Regions from separate parts of the Homo sapiens genome. Here all the other regions are linked to region 1. The links are chromatin contacts, found by Hi-C or POLR2A ChIA-PET in ENCODE. All regions are on one chromosome and are shown on one strand. Each heading gives the region's core, a stretch centred on a gene start or an enhancer-like site at or near the end of the contact. The rest is flanking DNA. Distances are from core to core; before and after follow the strand shown.

Region 1 (2,700 bases), core at 181-2,680:
AGGCAGTCGTCCAAAGGAGATAAAGTGAAGAAGGGATGGAGCAGGAAGGAGAGAGAGGTGTAAGGAGGAGGAGGTGTATGCAGAGAGAGGAGCTGATATTGAGGAAGAAAATGAGGAGGAGGAGAGCAAAAATAAATAACGACTGAGCACCTATGACCCACCAGATGTCAGGGGCACTACTTCTGCCCCCCTCCAGATTTCCAGGAGTGGGGCTCACCCCAAACAAGCTTGACCTCTTGATCGTCCTCTCAGGGAGTTGCTCTATTGGTGGGTCGAGGTTAGGGACATGTACTATGAAGGTATAAACTGTGTGGTTTTTTTTTTTGAGACGGAGTTTCTCTCTTGTTGCCCAGGCTGGAGTGCAATGGCGCGATCTCAGCTCACCGCAACCTCCGCCTCCCTAGTTCAAGCCATTCTCCTGCCTCAGCCTCCCGAGTAGCTGGGATTGCAGGCATGTGCTACCAGGCCCAGATAATTTTTTTTTTCTTTTTTCTTTTTTTTTCTTTTTTTTTTTTTTTTTTTGTATTTTTAGTAGAGACAGGGTTTCTCCATGTTGGTCAGGCTGGTCTCTAACTCCCAACTTCAGGTGATCTGCCCGCCTCGGCCTCCCAAAGTGCTGGGATTACAGGCGTGAGCCAGCACGCCCGGCCGTATAACTGCTTTTATAAGGAAGGAGGGCTATGTGTCTTTAGCAGAAGAGGGGCAGGGTTCCAGCCCATGCCTTGAGAGCAACCTCCACCAGGGCCTTGGCAGAGCCAGGGTGACATCCACCAAAGCAAAGGAGGAGGAAGGCAGCAGAAATGAAGGGGGTGGTCCTCTCACTGGAGGGGTGCAGCGAGGCAGCAGTCTCCCCGGAGGGGCTGGTGGCAAGCGCACCCCCAGCGCCCTCCAGCTTTATTTTTGGCAGGGCAGGAAATGTGTGTGTGTCTGTGGGTGACCTGGGGAGGAGGGGAGGGGGGGTAAGAGGGTCCCTGGATTTTGGTAAATCTGCGGGGGTTGTGGGGGGTTTCCGGAGCCCCCGGGGTAGGGGTAGGGATGGGGGCAGCCCCGGGCAGTGCTGAGCGCAGCTGTTGCGGGTACGGTCATGTCCAACTCCTTCCCAGCTGGAAACGCTGCGGCGGGTGGTATCACCAGTGGACAGGCGAACTTCAGGCCAGAGAGTGCCTTCCTCCAGGGCTTTAGGGGAAAAGGGCGACGAGGCCGTGGTGGTCGGCGCCCTGAATACCCCGAGGGGCCAGGGCCCCTTTTTCTACATGAAGACCTGGGCCCGTTCCCTCCCGGGTTCTTCCACTCCCATCTCAGCCAAGTGCTGATCTAATAACTCAGTGGAAGCGCCCAGAGAAGAACAGGGTCGCCGTGGTTAGAGACGCTGTTCCCCTCCGCGCCTGACTCCGCAGTTACTTTGTTACTTAACCGCCCTTCTGCTCATTTGACAAGCCCTGAGCGCACATTTGCAGAGCTTCCTTCCGGGACTTCGTGGCACGGATTGCAAGAGGCCCCTACTCTGGCAAGGACTTGACTCAGGGAAATTCTTTCTGTCCTTTCTTACTAGAAAAGGCATAAATTGGAGGTGAGCCTCCTTGATTAGAATGGGCACAATGGCTGGTGGCCACGAGACCCAGAAGAGGTCACTGGTGGTGTTGCTTCCCAGACAGCCAGCCAATGTTGGTGAGACTACAGTGAAAAGAGGCAGATTGAACTAACCAGACCTGGGACTTGTCTTCATCTGCAAACGGTAGTAACAGCGGTTAACCCCCTGAGCGCTTCTGACATGCTGAACGCTGTTCCAAGCCCTGCTCTAATGCATCGAAGGCATGTTCTAAACATGCATTATCTAATAACGCTATTCCCGAGTTTACAGATGAAGAATCACAGCCACTAAGAGATGACATCACTTGGTGAAGGTCACATAGCTTCTGGGGCCAGGGTTCTGTTTTGCCTTTGTGAAGAACAGTGAACATGCTCTGCACTTTTCTAAAGTAGAAAAATGAGCTGATGTCAGGGATTCTTTCAAGAAGGCAAATTTCAGAGCTGTTGCTGAGATCACGACCCATTCAGCAAAGTGTCCCAAACGCTGAATGCACTTCTGAGTCTCTGGTTTCACTTTGCAGCACTCGGCATAACTGATGCTCCCAATAATGACCTTCAACCACCAAGGAAACGTTCATTTATATTTTGCAAGCTCTGTTTAATGGATGAAGGAGTAACAAGTTTTAAAAAAGATTTTGATCAACACGGTGGCTCATGCCTGTAATCCCAGCAGTTTGGGAGGCCGAGGCGGGTGGATCACTTGAGATCAGGAGTTCAAGACCAGCCTGGCCAATATGGCGAAACCCTGTCTCTACTAAAAAACATGAAAATTAGCCGGGTGTGATGGCGGGTGCCTGTAGTCTCAGTTACTCAGGAGGCTGAGGCAGGAGAATCGCTTGAACCTGGGAGGTAGAGGTTGCAGTGAGCCGAGATCACGCCACTGCACTCCAGCTTGGGCGACAGAGTGAGACTCTGATTCACACACAAACCAAAAAAAAAAAAAAAAAAAAAAAAAAAGATTTTGATCAAAACCAAATCACTAAAGTTAAACACTTGAAAGAATTAACCCTGTCTTTGTAAAGCTTGGCTACCCTGGTAACTCATGCCAGGGACACTTAGCTTTAAAATTGTCCCCTCTGGAGGGGCTTTGCTCTTATGCCACAAGTATTG
Region 2 (2,700 bases), core at 171-2,670, 85 kb before region 1:
CGCCTATTTATTAGGCTAGACACTACAGAAAGATTGAGGGTTGAAGGCAGCTGAGCTCAGAATGAATCCCACTTGCTGAAAATAACCTCTGTGGAGAAGCCACATTTGGAATATTTATTTTGAGTTTTCTTCCTTTCTTTTTAGAGACAGGGTCTTGCTCTGTTGCATAGCAGTGATAAAATCATAGCTCACTGCAGCCCCAAACTCCTGGCCTCAAGTGATCCTCCTGCCTGTGCCTCCGCCTCCCGAAGTGCTGGGATTACAGGCATGAGCCACGGCATTCGGTTTTCTTTTATTTCTTCAGACTTTAACATTTTTATTGCATTTTATCTTTTCCCCTGGTGCTCCTCAGCAGGATCTAGACTCTTACTGAGCACAGTTCTATGCTGAGTGCTGGAAGGAATACAAAGCTGTATGAAGGCCGGGCACGGTGGCTCACACCTGTAATCCAGCCCTTTGGGAGGCCGAGGCAGGCGGATCACCTGAGGTCAGGAGTTCGAGACCAGCCTGGCCAACATGGTGAAACCATGTCTCTACTAAAAATACAAAAAAAACAAACAAACAAAAATTAGCTGGACGTGGTGGTGGGTGCCTGTAATCCCAGCTACTTGGGAGGTTGAGGCAGGAGAATCGCTTGGACCCAGGAGGTGGAGGTTGCAGTAAGCTGAGATTGTACCACTCACTCCAGCCTGGGCGACAAGAGTGAGACTCCGTCTCAAAAAAAAAAACAAAAAACAAAAAACAAAAAGCCGCATGAAAAGCTGATCCTGACTTCTGGGAGCTTGTAATTCAGTTTGGGAGACAAAGCCTATGCAATAAAACATTTAAATAATAACACAAAATAATGCATAATTAAGTGCCAAAGTAAATGGTCCAGGTGAAAAAGTTCAGAGGGATGAGAGGCTACTTTAGGCTGACACGGGTGGGGCACTGGAACAGAGGAGGCAGGTCTTTGAGGGACAGGCAGAGTAAAGAGGACATGCTCAGCTGGTATGCAGGAGAAAAGGGACAAAGCACGGCATAAACGAAAGTGTAGAAAGAGGAGGAATATGCTGATGCAGTATGATCTGGTGCATAAACTCTCAGTTTCAGCAGTTACATGGTCCTGGGTGTGAATCCAGCCTCAGCACCTTTCTACCTGAGTGGCCCTACATCAATTATTTTACTTGTATTAAGCCTCAGTTTCCTGATCTGCAAAGTGGGCATAAAGAATGAAACCATGCAAAACAAAGCAGCATCTGGCACAGGGCCAGGCCTCAGTGGCAGCTACTGCTATTATTATGATCTCTTTGCAGGGGGAACCCTTGCAGCTGTTCCACCTGAATAGTGGAGAGAGGTGTGTGGCCACGCTGAAACCTGAAACCATAACGTAAGAGCCCAAGGGAGACTGGAAACTCTACAGCCATGAACTAAAAGCAGCGTGTGTCAGCCGCAGAATCGGATAACACAACCAAACCACAAATGTGCCTGCCGCTCAGGCTTTAAAGTTCTACAGCAGAGCAGGACCCACTGTGACTTACTTTGTGTGATGGAGTCAAACCACATTTTTTTTCTTCTTTTTCTCATCAGACTTCACAGGAAATATACGTCTTTGTTCAGATTTGAGATAAGGTACCCCTTCACCTTGACTCTCCTTTGCGGCATGAACTCACCCATTAAGTTGCTCACTTTCTATCCTAGGCCCATATCATCAGCCACTTATATTTAGTAGGCATGTGGGTTTGTATTGCTCTTATGTTAGAGGTGGAATCAAAGCTTTATCTATTAAGACATGGTTTGTAGTCAGACTGAGATGACAATCTAAAAAAAGGAGGTGAGAGTCTCCCGGAGGATACAACCAAGTGGGGTGGATTCTGTTGAAGGTTGTTTATTTTGCCATCAGTAATCCCCTACAATGCTGTTGCTCAATAATTATTTTAGGTCTCATGACTTTCAACCTAACCTCTGTGCCCACAGAGAGAATCTATACTGAGGTGTTGACATGATTTCTTTGCAGCTGTTACAAATTAATAGCCTTGGCTCCCTTCGCATGTTGAACCATTAAAATTGTGAAGACAATTGGCATTAAGGTATTTCTCAAAGACCCCTCACCCAGTCTAATGGGACCTCTGTCCCGTTCCAGGAGTGCCTATTCCTAGATTTCTTTTTTATTTATTTTATTTATTTTTTGGTTTTTCCTTTTAAGCCCAAATCTCCCCATATAGGACTAACCTACGGGCCGACACGGTGGCTCACACCTGTAATCCTAGCACTTTGGGAGGCCGAGGCAGGCAAATCACCTGAGGCCAGGAGCTCGAGGCCAGCCTGGCCAACATGGCGAAACCCCATCTCTACTAAAAATACAAAAATTAGCCAGGCATGGTGGTGCACACCTGTAATCCCAGCTACTTGGAAGGCTTAGACAGGAGAATGGTTGAACCCAGGAGGTGGAGGTTGCAGTGAGCCGAGATCATGCCACTGTACTCCAGCCTGGATGACAGAGCAAGACTCCATCTCAAAAGAAAAAAAAAAGGACTAACCTAAGAATTGATGGTAGGAGGGCATGGAAGGAGGAGTACAAACAATAGCCCAGTAGGTTGTAGCTTATAGCCAGCGTTCAATAAACTTATCTCAGTATACTGAGAAGGAAGGAAGCAAATATATAATAAACCACCACCACGTTAATGCCTACTGTTTGTCAAGCATTTGCCATCCACACAC
Region 3 (2,700 bases), core at 162-2,661, 120 kb after region 1:
AAGGGATGGGAAATAGCAGGAGACTGGAAAGGCAAGGTCAGAGGATGGGCAGGTGCAGGGGAGTGGGTCCAGGGCATGGAAAATTCAGGAAAGAGGGATGATGCACAGTCAGGCAGAGCCTCCCAGGAGGATGGACCAAGCAGTGTCCTCTGGGCTGGTCTGTGAAGACCCAATCCCTGTCTTGAAGAGCAAGCCATTTCCTTCTCTGGGACTCAGTTTCCTCATCTAAAATCTAGGGATTAGCCTTGGTGCTTCCAAGAGCCCCTGGCACTAAGCGTCTGTAAAAGCAGAAACTTCTTTTTTCTTTTTTTCGAGACAGAGTCTTGCTCTGTTGCCCAGGCCGGAGTGCAGTGGCACAATCATGGCTTACTGCAGTCTCAACATCCTGGGCTCAAGCAATCCTCCAGCCTCAGCCTCCTGAGTGGCTGGGACTACTGGTGTACACCACTGTGCCCAGCTAAGAAACTTCTTATAAGAAATTAGGGGGCACCCTTCCTACATCCCTCAATCAGGCCCACGCTGCCCTTGAAGGCTGGATGAATGAAAACCCAGAGAAGTCAGAGCTGGAAAGGACTTTGCGGAGATTTTAGTCCAGCCCACCGTGTGGAAGGTAGCCTGATGGAATGGAGTCAATCCCTGTCTTTTCCCAGCTTGGCAGCCTCGGGCAGACACTCCACCTCGCTGAGCCTCAGTTTTCTCACTTGTAAAATAAGGCCCCTGAGACCCACCTTGCAGATGTGTTTGAAGGTCAGTGAGAAATGGGAGCTACTTGTGCTTATTAAAGATGAGCCCCAGGACCGGAGAGGTGACCTGATTGACTCGAGGTCACAGAGCAGGGCACTGTGGTGACCAGAGCCCAGGCTTCTGAGGACAAGCCCACTAGGGTCAGCTGACTGCCAGAGGTCATAAATCAGCAGCCGTGGGCCAGTGCAGCCCACAGATGTGTTTTGTTTGGCTCATGCGGTGTTCCTTTCAAAATGGAATTTGTTGCTGACATTCAAAAGTGGGAGATTTTACTTCAAAAATTTATATTTTCTTGAAAACTTGGAAGAATTAGCAGCACTGAGCCTGCATCCCACTGGGGCTAGTGTCCCCTCCCATGGCAGGAGGGGTGGCCACCGCCCCATCCAGCCCTCCCCCCTCACTAATGGTGAGTTACTTGCTTGACCCCTGAGGTGATGTGAGTCTGCAACCCCAGCCTTAGACTGACCATTTGTCTTGAATTTTCTCCTAAAGCCCTGCCCGCTGTTCACTGAAACAGCTCAATATTTCACAGCTGAGGCCCAGACCTTGGCCACTGAGTAAGAAGGCCTGGCAAGAGATGACGGGAGAGACAGGAGGGCAGAGAGTTTCCAACAGCTCAGCCCCATGGGGGATGCTGGGAGGGCCTGGCCCCTGCAGGCTGCCGGGGGTCAGCAAGGGAGTTGGCTGAGGGCCCCTGGGGTTTCCTCATTCCTCCCTCCTGGAGTGGGAGGAGGCTATGGGCCTAGCCGGCTGGGCAGGCTGAGATCTTGTCCCTGAATTGCCCTACTTTGTTGATGGGGGGTGGGGGAGTGGGGAGGGACTGCAGCCCCTGGCTTAGTGCAGCCCTGTTTATGTAGGGGAATGTCTGGTATGTTTGGTATTTGGGTGTTTACTTCCCAGGGTGCTCATGGGTCCCTGGTGTTGAAATGTGGCTCCTCCATGCAGGGGGGGCCCTGGTGGGCCTGGCTGGCTGTGTGAGGCCTGAGGCTAGATTTGGAGGCTGCGGGGCTGTTACTCCAGGCCTGCTCACTGACAACTCAGCACGCCCTGAACTCCCCAGCCTGCTCCTCCCTCTCCGCAGTACTCCTTTCTGTGCCGCATTCTGCCCGGAGGCAGGCCAGTGTGCCGCTGCTGCAATAGCACCACCTCCGCCTTGCCTGCGAAGGAAGGCAGGGAAGCTGGCATCACGGAACTCTTCCTGTGCTCCCGGCTCTGGGCTGGAACTCAGTCCTCATTACTACCATGTGCGGCAGGGCTCAGTACCTTCCTGTACAAGTGAGGAATGGAGGCTCAGAGAGGCCAAGTAACTTGCCCAGGAGCACACAGCTGGTCTACAGCAGAGCTTCTGGAGGAACTCAGGTCTTAAAGACCACCCCCCAACCCCACCAACCAAAGCTCACACTGTCAACTCTGATGCCACAAGTCTCAGATTAGCCTGGTTCTGTCTGCCCAGGCAACAATTCTTAGTATGAGACAGAACCCTCAGACTTGGGCTACTCTGGTTAGTGCTGGGGGTTTTGGTTTTTCTTTTGTGTCCATTTTTGCTTATCACTTCCTTTATTTCTTTGTCCATGTGAGAGTTTCTGTATTTTCAGCGCCTTGGGTTGAGAATGTAATTTCTCTTTCTCATTCTGTCTCTCTGTGGGTCCTGCAAGCTATGTTTTTGAAAACGCTTATGAAAAGTCAGAATTCAAAATCACATCTGGGCTGCTGTTTGTCACAGTGGAAATGCCGCGCCACCTGCAGACGGGGCCTGAGAAACACGGAAATGGGTGAGGGTTAGGCCCGAGAGGAGCTGGTGACGTCCCCTCCTTTAAACCATGGAGCTTGAATGTTACACCTTCATGTAAATTGTGCAATAACGTTTTTTAAAACATGTTAAAAACTTCTAACTCTAAAGGCAGTGATCATGATCAGACCACCCACCCCTTGAAGAGCAGGACGTGCTCAGGCCCT

The links. Hi-C counts contacts between places; a loop is a spot of excess contacts on that map. ChIA-PET counts read pairs that join two places held with the same protein, here RNA polymerase II (POLR2A). Pooled maps may share reads with other maps.
Region 2: a loop to region 1 is called in a pooled map, with 2.5 times the contacts of the local background. The contact joins two enhancer-like sites. A Hi-C loop is called at or near these places in 1 of 168 maps with a recorded cell type or tissue (gastrocnemius medialis) and 6 of 50 pooled maps. POLR2A ChIA-PET finds 5 or more read pairs at or near these places in 1 of 52 experiments (PC-9).
Region 3: a loop to region 1 is called in a pooled map, with 2.8 times the contacts of the local background. The contact joins two enhancer-like sites. A Hi-C loop is called at or near these places in 1 of 37 single-sample maps with no recorded cell type and 2 of 50 pooled maps. POLR2A ChIA-PET finds 5 or more read pairs at or near these places in 3 of 52 experiments (HEK293T, activated CD4-positive, alpha-beta T cell and naive thymus-derived CD4-positive, alpha-beta T cell).

What each region holds. Positions count from the first base shown.
Region 1 is chr14:75,332,906-75,335,605 of GRCh38, forward strand. No RefSeq gene overlaps it. Among named protein-coding and RNA genes, the nearest start is that of LINC01220, 40 kb to the left of the region's middle. RefSeq lists an enhancer at 1,119-1,618. Within about 2 kb of position 1,431, at least 25 of the 41 ENCODE cell types and tissues checked have a DNase peak (open chromatin) inside an H3K27ac peak, as active enhancers do; they include gastrocnemius medialis, where a contact is called at or near this core.
Region 2 is chr14:75,248,236-75,250,935 of GRCh38, forward strand. No RefSeq gene overlaps it. Among named protein-coding and RNA genes, the nearest start is that of FOS, 29 kb to the right of the region's middle. RefSeq lists enhancers at 1,523-1,692, 1,893-2,012. Within about 2 kb of position 1,421, at least 10 of the 41 ENCODE cell types and tissues checked have a DNase peak (open chromatin) inside an H3K27ac peak, as active enhancers do; they include gastrocnemius medialis, where a contact is called at or near this core.
Region 3 is chr14:75,451,625-75,454,324 of GRCh38, forward strand. All of the region lies in intron 2 of JDP2 (Jun dimerization protein 2), which reads left to right. Among named protein-coding and RNA genes, the nearest start is that of JDP2, 25 kb to the left of the region's middle. RefSeq lists enhancers at 373-887, 888-1,403, 1,404-1,917. Within about 2 kb of position 1,412, at least 29 of the 41 ENCODE cell types and tissues checked have a DNase peak (open chromatin) inside an H3K27ac peak, as active enhancers do.